Regions from separate parts of the Homo sapiens genome. Here region 2 is linked to region 1. Evidence: chromatin loops called from intact Hi-C (ENCODE). Cell type or tissue: ascending aorta. All regions are shown on one strand.

Evidence for each region. Hi-C counts contacts between places; a loop is a spot of excess contacts. Peaks named below come from ENCODE experiments on the same cell type or tissue, not always from the same donor. Only the 100,000 strongest peaks of a DNase experiment are listed, where the experiment ranks them.
Region 2: a loop joins it to region 1, with 4 times the contacts of the local background. A loop is called at or near these places in 5 of 110 quality-filtered maps.

Annotation. Positions count from the first base shown.
Region 1 is chrX:72,619,678-72,622,177 of GRCh38, reverse strand. It overlaps PHKA1 (phosphorylase kinase regulatory subunit alpha 1), which reads left to right. Exons shown (of 32, transcript NM_002637.4): 19 at 1,277-1,453. Among named protein-coding and RNA genes, the nearest start is that of HDAC8, 48 kb to the right of the region's middle. In ascending aorta, no CTCF peak of the experiment used is centred here; a DNase peak (open chromatin) is centred at 1,457; H3K27ac peaks cover 2,500 bases.
Region 2 is chrX:72,563,487-72,565,986 of GRCh38, reverse strand. The region is part of intron 4 of HDAC8 (histone deacetylase 8); the gene reads left to right. Among named protein-coding and RNA genes, the nearest start is that of HDAC8, 8.1 kb to the left of the region's middle. In ascending aorta, no CTCF peak of the experiment used is centred here; no DNase peak of the experiment used is centred here.

The sequences.
Region 1 (2,500 bases):
TTCATTCATTCTGTGTTTGTTTTTGTAAGATCTAAAACAGTTGAATTTCTTTGTTGGAAAAGTACATTAAATACAAGGCTATTTACTGTTATCAGTAATAACAAAAGTCATGATGTCTTGGCATAAAATACTTTGAAAATTAAATGAGAAGATCATATATTGAGATTGTTTGCTCTTCTATGGGTAGTTGTGATTTTTATCTGTAGTACTCATTCCATTGGATTACTAAAATATATATTTCTAATGATACGTGTTACTGAATTTGACATTATGGCATTCTGAGTCACTTTCCTAGTTCCGGGTTTACTCATCAGTGTTCTCAAAATGAATGTATTTATTGCTTGCCAGCCCTTCTGTGGGTAAAGAGCTTCTCTCCATATTCTTCATAATCCTCCACTCAAGTCTCTAGATTGTATTCAAGGTTACAATCTTTGTCATTAGGATGTCACTGAATATGAGCTCCATTCTTACAGCTCTACTAGTTCGCATTAGTCACATCAGAGCACAGAAAGACATCTGGAGAGATCAGTAAATATCATCAAAAACCAGAAGACTCATGACTGATACAGCAGACTTTGGTATCGATCTGAATAGTGTGTTTTTCTAACTATAAACCTTGTGAATATTCATGTAAAGTCTGAAATATTAAGCTTCCACAGGATATATGTATGTTTTTCTTTCCATTACCCATACTCAGAGATAATGTTATAGAAGGTATATGGGAGAAGGGGAGCCCAAGAAGATAGGGACCATATCCATCCTCTTCACCACTGAAATGTCAGCACCTAGTACACTGCCTGGTACATAGCAGCCAACAAATATTTGCTGAGTAAACAAACGAGGTGACTAAGAAGATTTTTGCCCTTTCCTGGCCCTTCCTCACCAAAGTCCCCTCACATTAGTGTGACCTGAAGCTCCCTGTTCTGTTCCTCCTCCATCCCTGCCACCATTACTATCACATGCACACACACAAATACACAGATTGCTAAATGCTTGCTCCAATGTAAAACAAGCTCATACTGCTTTCAAGAACCCTGACCTTGTCTCAGCAAGTTGAAGAGGAGGTGGATCCTAGTAAATGGCCATGGTCACTGGATCTTAAAGTGATGAGGTTATATCATGATCACAAGCTTTTCCTCCATGAGCTAAAAACAACCTACTTCTGGTGCTGTGTTGTGAGCACAGGAGCCAATCATTCTCTTTGCTGGGGTAGATTGTAAAGTAACTAAAATATTTTCATTCTTTTCTCTTCCCCCTCCCCCCACTAACCTTGCAGCTCGCTGTGGTGATGAAGTTGCTCGTTATTTAGATCACCTTTTGGCGCACACTGCTCCCCATCCTAAACTAGCCCCTACCTCACAGAAGGGAGGGCTAGATCGGTTCCAAGCTGCTGTGCAAACAACCTGCGACTTAATGTCCTTGGTGACCAAGGCCAAGGAACTGCATGTACAGAGTGAGTAATGCCGTGACTCACCAGAGTCAGGCACAGGATGACGTGAAGCCCAGGATAGGGGCGGGCATTGATTACAATGTAAGCAGGAACTTTAGTTTTCTTCACTGCTTTATCCCCCGCATCTCAGACAGCACCTAGAACATATTAGACACTCAAATATTTGTAAAATGAGTGAATTGTGTATAGTTATGCTGCAGGTAGTGCTATGTAGTCTGGTTTAACTGGTAACATGGTAAGAAGAGGCAGAACAAGAGACATGGAGCATATTCAACTATAACATTAAAGTTTGAAATGGTAGAAAGGGTTTTTCCTTTGGGAAAATTACTTCTATGGAATTTTCTTGTTGTTCCAGCAATGTAGAGCTGTTTTGTCAAATATAATACTCATTCTTTACAACTTTGCCATTCTTCTCCCCATGGCCACTACCCTCCTTCAGTTGTATTCACAGTGGAGGGTGTCTTCTGCCACACATTGCCAGGAGTAGTCATAGTTCCTAAGAGTGTTCAATGTCTTTATAGTAGCTGGATATGAAAGGAGAGAAGGGCTCCTTGGCCACACCTAGAAGACCTGAATGTTAACATTTTACAGATGAGGAGAATGACTGAGATGCATGCTCTTGCTGTCTAAAACTTTATTGACCATTACTAACCAAATACATTAAACATGAACATTGGGAATCATTTAACATTTATAATAGGGAAAAGCTCAGCATACCCTCTGAGTATGCTTCCTCGAGAAAGGGCTTATATGAAGAGATGAAATTTATTGTTATACTTCTCAATTGTGAACCAGAAAACTTGGGCTTAATTCCCAGCTCTGCTACTTACTTGCTTGAACAGTTATTTGAGCTCTGTATCTCTCTTTCTGTATCTGTAAAGTGGTGAAAATTACAAATCTTTCCTTAGAAGTGATGGTAAGTATTTCAACAATGAACTGTAAGTAAAAAATCTTAGGAATATCTCAAAGTTGGTCAGCAACTACATTTTTCTTATTCCCTAGATAGGATCATCCATTCACTTATTCTTAGGGAAATTTAACCACTAGCAG
Region 2 (2,500 bases), 56 kb after region 1:
TTTGTAGAGATGAGGTCTTGCTATGTTGCCCAGGCTGGTCTCAAATTCCTGGCCTCAAGTGATCCTCCCACCTTGGCCTCCCAAAGTGCTGGCATTACACATGACAGCCACTGCACACCGCCTGCCTTTTTTTTAAATTCAAAATAAAGACAATGACTGCTAGGAGAAAAAAAATGACCCTCTCCCCTCCCAGGTGCAGAGTGAAAGGAGAAAGCTAAGCTTCTCTGAACGAAAGACTTCTAGGTCCTCTTGGGCTTGGCAAGTTGAGAAGAAAAGTAGTGTGGCTTCATAGAAAAGGCTTGCTTCTATGAATGACATCCAGTTTATTATGCAATTAAATTAACTGCAGAAGGCCTACTAGGGCCTGGGTCATTTTCCAGTGGAGTACTCTGCTTCTTATTACTGTTTTGCTGCCAAAGGAAGTACACTCTGTCTTGACCCAATCACGACTGCTTCTGGGCTGCACACAGACATGGGGATACCCACATATATCGCCTTAACTGTTGTAGACATCTTTCAGCTGATCCTGCATGGAAACGGACATGCCTGTGATAAATATAAATTACAGAGTCTCTAGAGATTGCCCCAGTTTAGGTCTGAATTCCAAGGTGTTCTTGGCATAACTAGAACCTCTCTGTAGATGGACTACAGGCATTTAGGCCACAAACTTACATCTAGCCAACATTTACCTATTATAATCACAATATTTGCTTAAACTTCCCATCTGCAAATATATGTACAGATTCATACATGCCATTTATTCATTGAACAAGCATTGATTAGGCACCTACTACATGTCAAATGTATGTTTATCATCACCAGTAAGCAGAGATATAGAAATTGAAGCAAGATATATTGTTTCCCCTACCAAGTTTGAAAAAGATTCTTTATTTCAAAATATCCAGGTGGTAGAAGGATTACAGTGAAATTAATACAACCCCTTTTGAAAACCTTGGAAGTGTTAAGAATGGGAAAAAATGTTCATACCAGTTGGGCCAGTAACAATATTCTTGGCAATCTATTCTAAGGAAATAAACCAATTCTACCTGCAAGAAATTTATATCTTAGGAGTAAGACAGCAAATAATTGCATTTGAAAGCTAAAAAAGGATGATTTTCAAAGAATATTCTACAAAAGAAGAGTAACGAAGGACTAATACTATTAGATATTAAGCATCCAAAACTACAGTAATGAAAACACTGGTACAAAAATTAGACAGATAGGTTATAGTACACCCCCCACCCCAACAAAGAGACCAATTATATAGAATTTAATCTATTACAAAGGATGCATTGCAAGTGAATGGGAGTTGAAAGGTCTGTTGAGTAAATGAATGGTATTGTGACAGCTTGTACCATTATACCCTCATCTACTGTAATAAACTAAAATGAGTGACAGCTAGATTGAAAAGTTAAATATTTAAAAAAGCAAATTTTAAACACTAGAGTGAATGGATATTTATCAAGCTTCTAAAGGGGAAGAATTTTCTAAGCTTAGAAAGTAATTTTTTAAAATCACAAAGGAAAAGATCAAACCCGACTGTACAAAATTTTAAAACCAAAATAACTTTTAAAAGGTTTTTTGGCTATTTTCAAAATCTAAACACAGACTGAAAAAGCCTATGTATCATAAATATGACAAAGTGTAATAGGCTTGTATTATCTAACCCACTCCTACAATATAATGTATAAGAAGAAATCTGCACAAAGAACACGAATAGACAATTTACAAAGGAGTTTAAGGACAACTGGAAAACATTGGAAAATGTTCATCACTACTAATCAAAGAAATGTAAATTAAAACCATTAGGTAAGCCTCTTTTTTTTGAGACAGAATCTCGGCTCTGTCATCCAGGCTGGAGTGCAATGGTGTGATCTCGGCTCACTGCATCCTCTGCCTCCCGGGTTCAAGCGATTCTCCTGCCTCAGCCTCTTGAGTAGCTGGGATTACAGGCGCGTGCCACCATGCCCGGCTAATTTTTTTATTTTTAGTAGAGACGGGGTTTCACCGTGTTGGTCAGGCTGGTCTCGAACTCCTGACCTCATGATCTGCCTGCCTCGGCCTCCCAAGGTGCTGGGATTACAGGCATGAGCCACCACTTTTTAAGCCTAAATTTAACAGAATTGAAAAAGATGGTACTCAGTTTCCTAGTGAGTGTGGTTTGGAAGAAAGCATTTTGGTAGCCAATGTGTATTAATGCCCTTTGATCAGGTAATCTTACTTCTGGGAATGTGGCCTAATTTTTTTTTTAAATATGGGAAACAAACTATTTTCATGAAGGTATTTATCAGTGTTATTTATAAAATTTTAAAAACTAAAATAACATGAATGCCTAGCAATAAAGGAATGGTGAATCTACTCCTTAGAATATTATCCTATTGTTTTACTGTTTTTCTTCTGTGCAAAAGCTTTTTGTTTTTATTTATTTATTTATTATTTACTTATGAGACAGGGTCTTGCTCTGTCGCCCAGGCTGGAGTGCAGTTGCACGGTCTTGGCT